Regions from separate parts of the Homo sapiens genome. Here region 2 is linked to region 1. Evidence: chromatin loops called from intact Hi-C (ENCODE). Cell type or tissue: prostate gland. All regions are shown on one strand. Region 1 overlaps ADGRE2 (adhesion G protein-coupled receptor E2). Region 2 overlaps ADGRE5 (adhesion G protein-coupled receptor E5).

Region 1 (8,000 bases):
GCCACTGCACTCCAGCCTGGCTGACACAGCGAGACTCTGTCTCAATAAAAAAAAGAACACAGGTGTGAGCTGGTGGGTCGGATGCTCAGAAATGCTTACCCAAAGCCGGCTTGGGAAGGACTGACTTTCCTGGGGAGATAATGTACCCATAACAGAGACCCCTGAGCCCCAGGGCTGAGCTGAGCAGCAAGGCTATGCCCGGACTCAGACTATTCACCCACCAACCAACTCCACCAGCACTCACACGGTGGGAGAAGGTGAAGGTAACTGGGGAGCTGAGGTTTTGGGTGTCGTTGTTGCTCAGAAAGGCAGAGATCACATCTGAGAGCAGGATGGGGGAGCCGTCCTGCAGCAAGCCCTGGTGTGTCTCATGCAGAAGCATCTGCTTCTCAGGTTCCAGGACCAGAGGGGCCTCAGCCAGCAACTTGCCCATCCCTGGAATGGAGACAAGGCCCACCACAGAAGGGCCTGCAGGGCGAGGCCAAGGTTGAATCTTGGAGTAGGTTGAATCTCTGGGTCCACACCAGAGTTCCTCTGCCCTGCACAGAACTTTCTACTCAGATGGGCTACCTTCCTTTGGCTTCACCCCTCCCACACTTTCCTTCAATCTTTAGTTCTATGTGTATCACATCCTGCAGGACAAGGCCACGGTTAATATCTCAGGGTCCCCAACAAGGTCCGTTCCTCCTCAGCTGGACTCTCCTCTTACAGCCCCACTCCAAACATCCCACACTTCCCTTTAATCTTTAAATTTCTTATTTTTCACATTCTTGGGCATCTTTTCCCACCATGAAGCTTCACTGACCACCTCCCCATCTCAGCCATTACCTGGGTCACCAGATTTCTGTGCCTGATTCCAGTCGAGCTGCATCACTGCCTGATTCTGTCTCAAGGTGACACTCCTGTCTACTTGCTTCTGCACCTCCAGGGACAATTCTATGAGTTGTGGGAATTACATAAGGGGGGTTAGGTTAGGAATCGTGCCTGCAGTGGTTGATATACTATGACTTAATATATATACTATATACATATATAGTCTGAAGTTACAAAATATCGGAAGAGAATAGTGTGAGCAACTGTATATCTACAAAGTAGGTAACCTAGATGAAATGGACACATTCCTAGTGACACACAAACCACTGAAATCAACTCAAGAAGAAATAGAAGATCTGAACAGACCTATAACAGATTAAATCAGTAATCAAAACCTCTCAAAACTAACAGCCCAGACCAGATGACTTCACTGGTGAGTTCTACCAATAGCTTAAGAAAGAATGAACATGAATCTTTTACCTTTTTAAAAATATGGAAGAGGAGGAAACACTATTTAAGTAATTTTATGAGTCTAATATTGCTCTGATAACAAAACCAGATGAAGACATCACAAGAAAATAAAATTATAGACCAATATTTCTTATGGACATAGATGCAAAAATTTTCAGCAAAAATGTTAGGAATACATTTTACGAAGGAGACTCAAGACTTATAGGAAAGTTTTTTGAGTATTTTTTTTTTTTTGAGACAAATTCTCACCTGTTGGTCAGGCTAGAGTGCAGTGGCATGATCATAGCTCACTGCAGTCTCCTGGGCTCAACCAATCCTTCCACCTCAGCCTCCCAAGTAGCTGGCACTACAGGTGCTCACTACCACAGCCAGCTAATTTTTAAATTTTTTGTGGAGATCATGTTTCAGTATATTTCCAAGGCTGGGCTTGAACTCCTGGGCTCAAGCAATTCTCCCACCTTGGTGGCCTCTGACAATATTGGGCGTGAGCCACTGCTTCTGGCCTACAAAAGTGTTTGAAAGAAATAAAAGGCCCTCTCTAAATGGAAAGACAGCCTATGTTCATGGATTGGAAGACTTTCTATTGTTAAGATAACAATACTCCCCCAAAGTGGTCTAGAGACTCAATGCAATCCCTATCAATATTTTAGCCTATTATTACTTTGCAGAATAAGAAAAGTTCATCTTAAAATTCATATGGTGTTGTAAGGAATCCAAATACCCAAAAACAATCTTGAAGAAGAACAAGAAGGTTGGAGAATTCACACTACCTGATTCCAAAACTTACTACAAACTGACAGTAATACTGGCATAAGGACACAACAGAATAGAATTGAGAGTCCAGGAATAAACCCATCCATCTTATGGTCAGTTGATTCTCAACAAGGGGTGCCAAGACTATACAATGGGGGAAAGAATAATCTCTTCAACAAATAGTGCTGGGATTACTGGATAGTAACATGAAAATAAGGAAGTTTTAACCCTACCCTCACACAACAAACAAAAATTAACTCAAAATAAGCCAGTGACCTAAGCTTAGAAGCTAAAACTAGAACACTTAGGAGGAAACAGGGGTAAATCTTCCTGGTCTTGGATGCGGTAATGAATTCTTTTTTTATTTTTATTTTTGGGACAGAGTCTTGCTCTGTCATCCAGGCTGGAGTGTAGTGGCACAATCTCAGCTCACTGCAACCTCCGTGTCCCAGGTTCAAGCAATTCTCCTGCCTCAGCCTCCTGAGTAGCTAGGATTACAGTCATGTGCCAACACATCTGGTTAATTATTTTTATTTTTATTTTTAGTAAGGACAGGGTTTCGCCTTGTTGGCCAGGCTGGTCTCAAACTCCTGACCTCAGGTGATCCGCCCACATTGGCCTTCCAAAGTGCTGGGATTACAGGCGTGAGCCACCACCCCCTGTCAATGAATTCTTAAATATGACACCAATTGCACATGCAACAAAAGAAAAATTAGATAAAATAAATGTCTTCAAGATTTAAAACTTCTATTCATTAAAGTGAAAAGACAAGAAAATGAAAAGACAATCTACAGAACGGGAGAAAATATTTTGCAAATCATTCATCTCAGATGATCTACTATCAGAATGTTTAAAGAATGCTTACAACTGGACAACCAAAAGACAAACAGCACAATTAAAAATAGGCAAAGGATTTGAATAGACATTTCTCCAAAAATGACATGCAAATGGTGAGCAAACACATGAAAAGATGTTAAACATCATTAGTTATCAGGGAAGGGCAAATCAAAACCACAATGAGGTATCATCTCACTAGTGAAGTGGTGTAAATACCCAAGTTTCACTGTTTCACACCAGGGAAATTGAGGATGTGGACACATAAGAAGTTAGTTTAAGAGTGGAGATTTAATAGGCGAAAGAAAAAAAGAATAGCTCTGGCTGGGCGCAGTGGCTCACGCCTGTAATCCCAGCACTTTGGGAGGCTGAGGCGGGAGGATCACGAGGTCAGGAGATCGAGACCAACCTGGATAACACGGTGAAACCCCGTCTCTACTAAAAATACAAAAAAATTAGCTGGGCATGGTGGTGGGCGCCTGTAGTCCCAGCTACTCCGGAGGCTGAGGCAGGAGAATGGCGTGACCCCGGGAGGCGGAGCTTGCAGTGAGCCGAGATCGCGCCCCTGCACTGCAGTCTGCGGGACACAGCACGACTCCGTCTCAAAAAAAAAAAAAGGAAAAAGAGAATAACTCCCTCTCCTGCAGAGAGACAGGGGCTCCCAAGTGGGTCTTCCGGTTGCGTGGTGAAATGCACGAAGTTTTATAGATGAGCTTGGGTAGGCGGTGTCCGATTTACATAAGGCTTAAAGATTGGTCTGAACAGGTGAGCCATTTACATACAGCATGAAGAAACTGGCTGCCCCAGCCTAATCTTTTATTATGCAAATGGATTCTCTACCTGGCTGGCTCCACGTTGCCTGCTTCTGTACTGTACACGTGGTTGACAAAGATAAAGGAAGAGGGAGCCCCCACGTTGAACATGTCGGGCCCCCAGGTAACCTTTTCCTATTGGCACAGCTGCCGGCATTCACCCGTGCAAGCTTCCAGCTTGCTTTTCTATGTCTGCAGCTCGAATTTTCAGGCTGCTCGTTATTAGAAAAGAAATGATTTGGGGGCTGGTTTTTATTAAAAGGGAAACCTTACTGAGGACTCTCTGACCCTTGCTAACTGCCTAAATAATTTCTTTTTCACTCCTGTATCACTGGGATGAAGAGAGGTGAGTTAACAGGTAGAGACATACAGTTAGACAAAAAGTATAAGTTATACATATATATATATATATTTTTTTTTTTTAGACGGAGTCTCACTCTGTCACCCAGGCTGGAGTGCAGTGGCACGATCTCAGCTCACTGCAGCCTCTGCCTCCTGGGTTCCAGCGAATCTCCTGCCTCAGCTTCCCAGGTAGCTGGGATTACAGGCACGTGTCACTAAGCCCAGCTAATTTTTGTATTTTTAATAGCCAGGGTTTCACCATATTGGCCAGGCTGGGCTCAAACTCCTGATGTCAGGTGATCTGCCTGCCTTGACCTCCCAAAGTGCTAGGATTACGGGTGTGAGCCACCAAGCCAGCCACCTCTCCGCTTATTAAGCAGATTTTTTTTTTTTTTTTTTTTTGAGACGGAGTCTCACTCTGTCACCCAGGCTGGAGTGCAGTGGCACCATCTTGGCTCACTGCAAGCTTCGCCTCCCAGGTTCACGCCATTCTCCTGCCTCAGTCTCCCGAGTAGCTGGGACTACAGGCACCCGCCACCACGCCTGGCTAATTTTTTGTATTTTTAGTAGAGATGGGGTTTCACCCTGTTAGCCAGGATGGTGTCGATCTCCTGACCTCGTGATCCTCCCACCTCGGCCTCCCAAAGTGCTGGGATTACAGGCGTGAGCCACCGTGCCCGGCCCAAGTTCTATTGTTTGACAGCAGAGCAGAGTGACTATAATTAACAAGACTGTATGATGTATTTCAAAGTAGTTACAAAAGAGGACTTCAATTGTTCCCAACACATACAAATGATAAGTACTCAAAGTGGTGGATACCTGAGATACCCTGACTTGATCGTTACACATTCTAGGCAAGCAACAAAGTATCACATGTACCCATAAATATGTAAGATTTATGTATCAATAAAAGCAATTAAAAACAGAACAAAAGAAAACGGAAGTAACAAGTTTTGCTGAAGGTGTGGAGAGGATAACCCGTGTATGTTTCTGGTGGGGAATTAGAATGATGCAGCTGCTTTGGAAAAAGTTTGGTGGTTCCTCCAAAAGCTGAACATAGAATTACCATATCACCCAGCAATTCCACTCCTTAGTATATACCCCAAAGAACTGAAGACAGTTATTCAACCCAAAATGTGTCCACTAATATTCATAAGAGCACTATTCACACCAGCCATCTAAACAAAAAAAAAAAATTCGAAGTCCTCTCCCGCCCCCCTCAAAACCATCTGAATGGACTTCCTTTTTGGCCAGGGCACTCTAAATTTAACTGGAAAGACTAGTTCAGGCTATGGTGGGAAGTGGGGGGTCTGACATGTGTCATGCCCTCCTCCCTTTTGGAGTTGAGGAAAAGCTGACCAGCATTTAACATAACACAGACCTGAAGCTTAATAAGGAACATTTACCATCTATTCTCTCTGAAGCCTGATACCTGAAGAGTTCATCTGGATGATACAACTTCAGCCTTTACAGCCCCTTATCGTATTCCAGACATTCTTTTCTATGGATAATAACTCCTTCAACCAACTGCCAATCAGAAAAGCTTAAATCTACCTATAATCTGGAAGCACCCGCCCCACACCTCCACTTCAAATTGTCCTGCATTTCTGGACTGAACCAATGTATAGCTTAAACATATTTGATTGATGTCTCATGTCCCCCTAAAATGTATAAAACCAAGTTGCGGGGGCAGGCGTGGTGTCTCACGCCTGTAATCCCAGCACTTTGGGAGGCCGAGGCAGGCGGATCACGAGGTCAGGACATCAAGACCATCCTGGTTAACATGGCGAAACCCTGTCTTTACTGAAAACACACAAAATAATTAGCCGGGCGTGGTGGCGGGCGCCTGTAGTCCCAGCTACTTGGGAGGCTGAGGCAGGAGAATCGCTTGAACCCGGGAGGTGGAGTCTACAGTGAGCCAGGATCGCACCACTGCACTCCAGCCTGGTTGACAGAGCAAGACTCTGTCTCCAACAGAAGACAACAACAACAACAATCACAACAAGCTGTACCACGACTACCTTGTGATATAGAAGTTAAAAAGGAATTATTTAGGCAGAGAGTGTGGGTAAGGAAGTCCTGGGTAAGTCTTTCCTTTTAATGAAAATCAGCCCCTATATCATTTTTTTTTTTTCTAACAAAGAGCAGCCTGTAAAATCGAGCTGCAGACATAGGCAAGCAAGCTGGAAGCCTGCACAGGTGAATGCTGGCAGCTGTGCCAATAGGAAAAGGCCACCTGGGACTAGGCATGTTGAAAATGGCGGCTCCATCTTCCCATCTCTTTGCCAACCACGTATACAGTAAGGAGCTGGCGAAGACTCCATTTGCATAATAAGATTAGGGTGGGGCAGCCAGCTTCCCTGCACCTTATGTAAACGTCACACCTGTTCCAACCAATCTTTGGGCCCTATGTAAATTAGACACTGCCTCCTCAAGCCTGTCTATAAAATCCGGTGCCCTCTGGCATGGGTGGGAAGTCCCATTTGGGCATTCCTTTCTCTCACAAGAGAGAGAGTTGTTCTCCTTTCTCTTTCTTTTGCCTATTAAACCTCCACTCATAAACTCACTCCTGGTGTGTGTCTGTGTCCTTAATTTTCTTGGCATGAGGCAATGAACCTCAGGTATTACCCCAGAAAACAACACCACTTCACTTGGGAATATGTTCTCAGGGGCTCCTGAGGGCTGTGTCACGGGCCATGGTCAGTCATACATTCATATTTAGCTCACAATAAATCTCTTCAAATATTTTACAGAGTTTGACTCTTTTTGTCAACAGCCAAAAGGTGGAAACAACCCAAATGTCCATCAATGGATGGATGGATAAAAAAAAAAAAAGTGATGTATTCATACAATAGAATAGTATTCAGCCATGAAAAAGAATGAAATATTGATAAATGCTATGGCATGCATGAACCTCAAAACCATTATGCTAGGTGAAAGGAGCTAGACTAGATGGTCACATATTGTATGATTCCATTTATGTGAGATATCCTGATTAGGAAAATCCATGGAAACAGAAAGCAGATTAGCGGCTGCCATGGGTTGGAGGAAGGGAGGAATGAGGAGTGGTTGCTTACCATGTGCAGTGTTCACTTTTGGGCTGATGCAAGCATTTTAGAAATAGAGGTGACGGTTGTATAACTTTCTGAATATACTAGATTCTACCGAAACACACGCTTTTAAAATTTTTTCTTATTTTTATTTTTAATTTTAATTTTTTTGTTTGAGATGGAGTGGCACTCTGTCTCACGTAGTCTGGAGTGCAGTGGTGCAAACTTGGCTCACTGCAACCTCTGCCTCCCAAGCTCAAGTGATTCTCCTGCCTCAGCCTCTTGAGTAGCTAGGATTACAGGTGTGCACCACCACGCCTGTCTAATTTTTGTATTTTCAGTAGAGATGGGGTTTCACTATGTTGGCCAGGCTGGATTTGAACTCCTGACCTCAAGTGATCCACCCATTTCAGCCTCCCAAAGTGCTAGGATTACAGGTGTGAGCGCCTGGCATTACAGGCACGCCCCACGTGAAACAGACACTTTAAAGTGGTGAACTTGATGTTATGTGAATTTTATCTTAATAAAATTAATGCTATATGCATTTTCATGCTTTAAAAATTATTATGCAGGCCGGGCGTGGTGGCTCACGCCTGTAATCCCAGCACTTTGGGAAGCCGAGGCAAGTGGATTATGCACAAGGTCAGGAGATCGAGAGACCATCCTGGCTAACACGGTGCAACCCCGTCTCTACTAAAAATACAAAAAATTAGCTGGGCGTGGTGGCGGGCACCTGTAGTCCCAGCTACTCGGGAGGCTGAGACAGGAGAATGCTGTCAACCCAGGAGGCGGAGCTTGCAGTGAGCCGAGATCACGTCACTGCTCTCCAGCCTGGGCGACAGAGTGAGACTCTGTCTCAAAAAAACAAAACAAAACAAAACAAAACAAACAAAAACAAACAAGAAAGAAATCATACTTAGAGATC
Region 2 (8,000 bases), 360 kb before region 1:
TCCAAATCTAAGATGCCAGCCAGAGAACTAAGATCAAGTGTGGTCTTCAGGAATGGCTTGCTCCAGCTGCAGCATAGCCTGTGCAGTGCAACTTAAGATTTTTTCCAAAAGATACTAAGCAGCAGGCCCCATGTTGGGGAGTCAGGATGGGGGTCTCTGCCCTGACAGAACTCACATCTTTGGGAGGTGACTCCCTGTCCTGTTGTGTTCCAGACATCAACGAGTGTGCAACACCGTCGAAAGTGTCATGCGGAAAATTCTCGGACTGCTGGAACACAGAGGGGAGCTACGACTGCGTGTGCAGCCCGGGATATGAGCCTGTTTCTGGGGCAAAAACATTCAAGAATGAGAGCGAGAACACCTGTCAAGGTAAGAACCACCCCACGTCCTCTGACTTTCCATCCATGAGGTTTGGGGTCACCAGAGCCATTCTGGCAGCATCCAGAGAGCAGGGCCTTGGTTGTAGGGTCAGTGCCTGGCGTCTGAGATGGGACAGGTGCACATGTACCTACCCCACCACCCCAGAGAGGCAGAGTGATGTGAGGATTAAGGGCTGACTCTGGGACCAGCTGCCTGGGCCAAATCCTGATAACCAAGTGTATGACGTTGGCCAGGATACTTATTCAGAAACCGCTGTCCACATGTGAGATGTGATAACGTTATCATGCTTGTAATTCCAGTGCTTTGGGAGGCTGAGGCGGGAGGATCTCTTGAGGCCAGGAGTTCAAGACCAGCCCATAGCAACATAGCAAGACCCCACCCCTATAAAAGGGGAGGCGAAGGCAGGTAGATTGTTTGAGCCCAGGGGTTCGAGACCAGCATGAGCAAGCGGGTGAAACCCCATCTCTACAAAAAATACCAAAAAAAAAAAAATTAATTAGCCAGGCATAGAGGCCTGCGCCTGTAGTCCCAGCTACTCAGGAGGCTGAGGTGGGATGATTGCTTCAGGCTGGGAGGTCAAGGCTGCAGTGAGCCATGATCAAGCCCCTGCACTCCAGCCTGAGTGACAGAGCAAGATCCTGTCTCTAAAAAAGAAAAAATCAAACCAAAGCTTTCTTGGAGGCAGGATTTTAAAAAATTAAAAACATTAAATGAAAAAAGAACTGGCCGGGCGCAGTGGCTCACACCTGTAATCCCAACACTTTGGGAGGCCGAGGTGGGTGGATCACAACGTCAGGAGTTTGAGACCAGCCTGACCAACATGATGAAACCCCCGTCTCTACTAAAAATACAAAAATTAGCCAGACATGGTGGCACGCGCCTGTAATCCCAGCTACCAGCTACTCCAGAGGCTGAGGCAGGAGAATCGCTTGAACTCAGGAGGCAGAGGTTGCAGTGAGCCAAGATCGCGCCACTGCACTCCAGCCTGGGTGACAGAGTGAGACTCTGTCTGAAAAAAAAAAAAAAAAAAAGATAGGTTGGGTGCCATGGCTCATGCCTGTAATCCCAACACTTTGGGAGGCCAAGGTGGGAGGATCACTTCACTTGAGTCTGGGAGTTCAAGACCAGCCTGGGTAACATTTCAAGACCCCATCTCTACAAAAACAAAAATATAGACAAGGGGAAGAAAGAGTCCTTATCTTTTATTTGTTTTGTTTGTTTGTTTTTGAGACAGAGTCTCACTCTGTCACCCAGGCTGGAGGGCAGTAGTGTGATCTCGGCTCACTGCAACCTCCGCCTCCTGGGTTCAAGTGATTCTCATGCCTCAGCCTCCCAAGTAGCTGGGATTACAGGCGTGAGCCACCATGCCCAGGCTGAGTCCTTATCTTTTAAAGATAAAAACAAAAGTAGCTTTGACTTTTGTTAAATATAGACCTTGGACAGGTTACTTTCACCTTGTTAAAAGGTTAAAGTTACTTTCACCTTGCTAAAAGGGGAGTAATGGCATTTACCTACAAAAGTATTTAACAGGCTGGGCACAGTGGCTCACACTTGTAATGCTAGTACTCTGGGAGGCCGAGGCAGGTGGATCATCTGAGGTCAGGAGTTCAAGACCAGCCTGGCCAACATGGCGAAACCCTGTGTCTACTAAAAATACAAAAATTAGCTGGGTGTGGTGGTGCATGCCTGTAATCCCAGCTACTCAAGAGGCTAAAGCACGAGAATCGCTTGAACCTGAAAGGCAGAGGTTGCAGTGATCCGAGATGACAGCACTGCACTCCAGCTTAGGTGACAGAGCGAGACTCCATTTCAAAAAAAAAAAAAAAATGGCTAGGCGCGATGGCTCATGCCTGTAATCCCAGCACTTTGGGAGGCCGAGGCGGGTGGATCACGAGGTCAGGAGATCAAGACCATCCTGGCTAACACAGTGAAACCCCGTCTCTACTAAAAACACAAGAAATTAGCCAGGCATGGTGGCCGGCATCTGTAGTCCCAGCTACTCTGGAGGCTGAGTCAGGAGAATGGCGTGAACCCGGGAGGCGGAGGTTGCAGTGAGCCGATATTGCGCCACTACACTCCAGCCTGGGCAACAGAGCGAGACTCCATCTAAAAAAAAAAAAAAAAATCACTTAAAAGCTCCTGGCTTGCAGAATGCACTCTATCAGCAATGGCTAATGGGGATTTTATTGTAATTCTGATCTGATGCGCCCCCAGGATGGGTATCCGTAGGGTGCGAGATCAGAGAGCAGCTGCAAGGCTCTACCCCTGCGCAGAGGCCACAGCCTTTGCTATGGTCTTGCTTGAGGCCACAGCTCAGGCCGGGAGAAACTGGGACTCCAGGCTTTGCCTATTTTCCAGGGAAGCTGGTTGGGCAGGGGAGGGGCTTCCAGGATTCACAGGGGCAGATGGGAGCCAGCAGTGGGCAGCTGGGAGCTGCGACTCATTCAAAGAGAGGGAGTTAGTGCAGGGTACCGAGATCAGGAAGAGGAGTGGTGCAGAGGTGGGAGGTGATGAGACTCAAGACTACAGAGAGAAGAAAGGGCCGGCAGCCCAGATCCCAGCCCCACCCCTCCTGCCCTGCATTCAGGCAGAGCACAGAGGGATAAAGAGGGAGGTGGGTTGGGGGACAAGGCAGAGATGCATATACCTGGGACGTACACCTGCGTGGAGCCCAGAAGGAGGCTTCTGTCCGCCACACTGCTAGTCCCCAGGGCCCCCTTGCAAGTGGACATCATGTTACCCCACATGCATGTGACTTGGCCAGAGGAGACAGAGTCTTCATGTGAACTGGAAAAAGATCCCCCTCTCCCGGTGGATACATTTGACAAACAAAAAGTGGGCTGGTTTTCAGCCCCTGCTCATCTCATTGGCCCAATACCTGTGCAGTGAGCAACCTGCACAGCTGTACTTGGTGATCATGGTTTCCTCCCAGGGTGCTCTGGCTAGGGGTGCCGCCCACCCACTGCTATGAACCCCCTGCATGGGATGGTGGTTGTGGTTATGAAGGAGGTGTGTTGCTGTGTTAGAAACAGGCCTGGGCTGAGAGAAGGGGACTCAGTCAGGCAGCTGGGCAGAGACATGGACAGCAGGGCTGAGGTGATAAGAGGGACCTCCACGGACATCAAAGCAGGTGATGGAGCCAACAGCCTGCTGGTTTGGAGCAGGACCTATGACCAGAGGTGAGACGCTCAGAGGGGCCTGGGCCCCTCCCTTTAACCCAAGGCACTCCAGGCTTCGCTATTGCACCTGAGGACACGTGCACCCAGTGTCACAGCCCATGGGGCCTGTGACATCCAGGCCAGAGACCTCGGGCGGCTCCCTCCACTCCTCACCCCCCTGTCTCCAGGCATCTCAGGGCCATCCTAAACCCCTGATCACCCGTCTTTGTCCCAACCCTGAGACTCGGGACACTCCACAGGAGGCCACTTTGGAAGCTCGGAACATCCCCCTGCCCATCTGGCATCTTATTTGCATAAAACAAAAGGGGGCTGGCACTCAGGATATTTCATGGGCTCATGACATGGCGTGTGGTGGCGCATTCCAGTACAGTATCCATCCTCTCCGCCATCGCCGGGGACTGCCAGGATGAGACTTGCTGCCACCGGGGCTCCCATGAGCTCAGCCACACCTGGAACCCCTCTGACACCCACACCTACCATAATGAACCCCAAAACCCTGTCCAGAAACTCAGGAGGAGGGAATCTCAAGGACAGGACAACTGTCTCCAGCCAGCAGCCTTGCTTGGAGAAGATGCCTCCCGACCACCTTTCTGGCCGTTTAGCCCTCATCCATTTCCCCATCCAAGGCTCCACCCTAACCCACCCTGGTAATTCCTGGGCCTGAACGCACCGTCAATGACCAAAGCTTGGGAGGATGCTGTGGCCAGGTGTGGGCAGCGTGATGTGGACCCCACAAATGGATTCAGAGGGCTGGGTGCCGTGACTCATGCCTGGAATCCCAGCACTTTGGGAGGCCAAGGTGGAAGGATCACTTGAGGTCGGGAATTCGAGAGCAGCCTGACCAACATGGTGCAACCCTGTCTGTACTAAAAATACAAAAATTAGCCGGGCGCAGTGGCACGCACCTGTAATCCCAGCTACTCAGGAGGCTGAGGCAGGGGAATCGCTTGAACCCGGGAGGCAGAGGTCGCAGTGAGCTGAGATCACATCATTGCACTCCAGCCTGGGCAACAGAGAGAGACGCTGTCTCCAAAAAAAAAAAAAAAAAACAAAAACGCACTCAGAGGGTTGGATGAAGGAGGCGGCTCCAGCCTGGACTAGCCGGCAAGAGACAGCATCACTGGGGACCATCGTCCCAGGCCCGATCCTCTCCTGTAGTCAGTCCTGGTCTGGACCACTCAAGGACAGAGATGGAAGCTTGAACCCCATTCAGCAGGGCCCACAGGTCTCTGTCCCTGGTGGAATGACAAGGGATGAGAGGACAGATACATCTGCCACCCCTCACCCATCGGCACCTGTGCCCTCTCTAGCCACAGGCCCCCGCTCACGGCCAGTTCTGCTTAGATATGGATTCTCACCAAATCCTGCTATTTCCATATCCATAGATCCTTTCCTGGGGATCAGAAAAAAGCATCTTTGTAGACTCGGGGCTGCCTGGCTGGACATCAGCCCCCACTGTTCACCCCAGCCTGGTGCCCACTGTCCGGGCAGCCCTAGCCTGTCCCACATCATCCCGCACTCTCCCCACCCCTGCTATTGCCCTGCATCGCGGGGGCACTGGCTTAGGGAGGGGTCTTGGTCCATGCCCATGAAGCTGGGCTCTCAGAGCTAGTGTGGATGGGAGAGCAGCATCCTGCTAGGGCCACCAGGATGCTGAGAATTTGGCCAGCGAGCGGCCGTTCTGTGGGAGTCAGGCCGAGGGCCACCGTTGGGAACCAAGACGTGTCCTGCCCAGGCGCACGGCATGTCCCCTGCATTTGGTTCTCAGGAAGGCCCCACCCTGGCCTTTGCCCGGAATCCTTAGGCTGGGACACAGATGGCTGGGACACCCCAGCTTGGAGCTGCCCAGGAAGGCAGAGGAGAAGGGGAGGACTTGGCTGCTTCCAGCCACATCTGGACAACAGAAGGACTGAGCCACCACCCTCACCATAGGATGCCTCTGTGTGGATTGGAAAAGGGAGGAGACAGTGGTGCCTTCCAGATGCTTCCGTGCCAGGAAACATGGCGGACCCTCAGCCCTGAAAGCTGCTCACAGCTACGGGCATCCTTCACCCTCTCCTTCCTCTTGCAGATGTGGACGAATGTCAGCAGAACCCAAGGCTCTGTAAAAGCTACGGCACCTGCGTCAACACCCTTGGCAGCTATACCTGCCAGTGCCTGCCTGGCTTCAAGTTCATACCTGAGGATCCGAAGGTCTGCACAGGTAGAGGCCCCAGGAAGACGCCGTGAGGCTGGACGGGAGCTGGGGATGGAGCTGAGGCACGTCCTCCAAAGCAGCCGAGGAGGAGGGGGAAGATCCGCAGGTTCCCACAAGGTCAAGGACCTGCTAAGCCCCTGCCTAAGGATTCACCTCCCAGGAAGGTCCTGCCACACGGCAGGGAGGCGGCAGGGCCTTCAGGGCTGGAGTGCCCTTGTGGGCCCCCAGACCTCACCCCTTCCTCATCTGTCACGTGCGAGTGGAAGAAGGTGTCACTTCCAGTTCTAAGAAGGGGAATCTCCACTATGACCAGGGAGGGAGCAGATGAGAGTTTTTAGTTTTTAGTCATGGAAATCTAGCTCCCATGACTCAGTTTCCCTTTTGGTTTCACCTCCTATAAACTGGGGACCATGGTCCCTGCTGTGCCCATCTGGTAGGAAGACCATCATAAGATGCTTTGAAGGTGAAGTTGAAGGTCACCAAGTGGCGGCATGTGCAATAATGGTCTTCAGTCTGAGGCAATGAAAAGATAGGGGAGTGGGTGCAGTGAGTGGAGGGCAGGCCCAGGCTGGTCAGGGACAGGGTTTGACCCTCTGGCTTTGTCCTCAGATGTGAATGAATGCACCTCCGGACAAAACCCGTGCCACAGCTCCACCCACTGCCTCAACAACGTGGGCAGCTATCAGTGCCGCTGCCGCCCGGGCTGGCAACCGATTCCGGGGTCCCCCAATGGCCCAAACAATACCGTCTGTGAAGGTCGAGAGCTCAGATCCCACGTTTCTAGCGACCCACAAACATCTGATCACATGTTCAACGGCGCCCACACAAACCAAGCAGAATGAGCGCTGGAGGCACCTGGCTGTGCCAGGCGTTCGTTCATTCTTCTGAGGCTAGATGAGAAAAGAGCAAGGGTCCTCCGGAAGGAGCTGGGGTACTGAGGGGGAAGGCTCAGGGGGACCCCAGGCAACAGCTGATGACTCACTGGGAGGAAGGCGTTTCACCATATTCATAACCTGCTCATCTGCACGGGGCCCACCTGCTGTGCCCAGGCCTCTCCACGCTTCCATAACCCAGCGTCCACCACTCCAAGGGGGGCACTAATGCCGGGAGGAATGAGCTGGGGGCACAGACAGGAGACAGGACCCTCTCCAGGCTGGGACAGGACCTGACCCCCTTCTTCCTGTCCTCAGATGTGGACGAGTGCAGCTCCGGGCAGCATCAGTGTGACAGCTCCACCGTCTGCTTCAACACCGTGGGTTCATACAGCTGCCGCTGCCGCCCAGGCTGGAAGCCCAGACACGGAATCCCGAATAACCAAAAGGACACTGTCTGTGAAGGTATGACCTGGCCCTAGAAGCTCCCCACCCCCAGCACACACACTGACAAGCGGCCTAATGAGCCGCTTGTCTTGTTCCCTACAGATATGACTTTCTCCACCTGGACCCCGCCCCCTGGAGTCCACAGCCAGGTGAGTGGCCCCCACAGGGACGAGGCGGCGGGAACTCCATCCACACAGCACTGCATCCGTCTCCTTGTTCTAAACTTCCCACCCGCCGTCCAGGCTCTCTGACCCCCACATCTCCTCTCTCTGCAGACGCTTTCCCGATTCTTCGACAAAGTCCAGGACCTGGGCAGAGACTCCAAGACAAGCTCAGCCGAGGTCACCATCCAGGTAAGGGCAGGATGCTGGGGGACCCCAGGACAGTGTAGAATCAGCTAGCGGAGGCTTCCATGTGGCCAGAGAGAGTGCCCAACCCAAGCAGGGGCCTCTAGTCAGAGACACACATGCGCATAACATACACACACCACATACAGTATGTGCACAAACATACACACCCGGACACGTGAAGACACACGCATGCACACACACACACCAGGTATAATGGCAACAGAGTGCAGCACTTAAGAACCTGGAGTTGAGGCCGGGCACGGTGGCTCACGCCTGTAATCCCAGCACTTTGGAAGGCCGAGGTGGGCAGATCACGCGGTCAGGAGATCGAGACCATTCTGGCTAACATGGTGAAACCCCCGTCTCTACTAACAATACAAAAAAAAAAATTAGCTGGGTGTGGTGGCGGGTGCCTGTAGTCCCAGCTACTCAGCAGGCTGAGGCAGGACAATGACGTGAACCTGGGAGGTGGAGCTTGCAGTGAGCCGAGGTCGTGCAGCTGCACTGCAGCCTGGGCGACAGAGCCAGACTCTGTCTCAAAAAAAAAAAAAAAAAAAAAAAGAGCCTGGAGTTG

Evidence for each region. Hi-C counts contacts between places; a loop is a spot of excess contacts. Peaks named below come from ENCODE experiments on the same cell type or tissue, not always from the same donor. Only the 100,000 strongest peaks of a DNase experiment are listed, where the experiment ranks them.
Region 2: a loop joins it to region 1, with 8 times the contacts of the local background. A loop is called at or near these places in 13 of 110 quality-filtered maps.

Annotation. Positions count from the first base shown.
Region 1 is chr19:14,755,410-14,763,409 of GRCh38, forward strand. ADGRE2 (adhesion G protein-coupled receptor E2) reads right to left here. Exons shown (of 21, transcript NM_013447.4): 12 at 829-936; 13 at 245-468. Among named protein-coding and RNA genes, the nearest start is that of ADGRE2, 19 kb to the right of the region's middle. RefSeq lists enhancers at 3,304-3,827, 3,828-4,353. In prostate gland, no CTCF peak of the experiment used is centred here; a DNase peak (open chromatin) is centred at 3,647; H3K4me3 peaks cover 565 bases.
Region 2 is chr19:14,390,711-14,398,710 of GRCh38, forward strand. It overlaps ADGRE5 (adhesion G protein-coupled receptor E5), which reads left to right. Exons shown (of 20, transcript NM_078481.4): 4 at 214-369; 5 at 5,632-5,763; 6 at 6,367-6,513; 7 at 6,948-7,094; 8 at 7,179-7,225; 9 at 7,352-7,429. Among named protein-coding and RNA genes, the nearest start is that of ADGRE5, 13 kb to the left of the region's middle. RefSeq lists an enhancer at 5,726-6,925. In prostate gland, no CTCF peak of the experiment used is centred here; no DNase peak of the experiment used is centred here.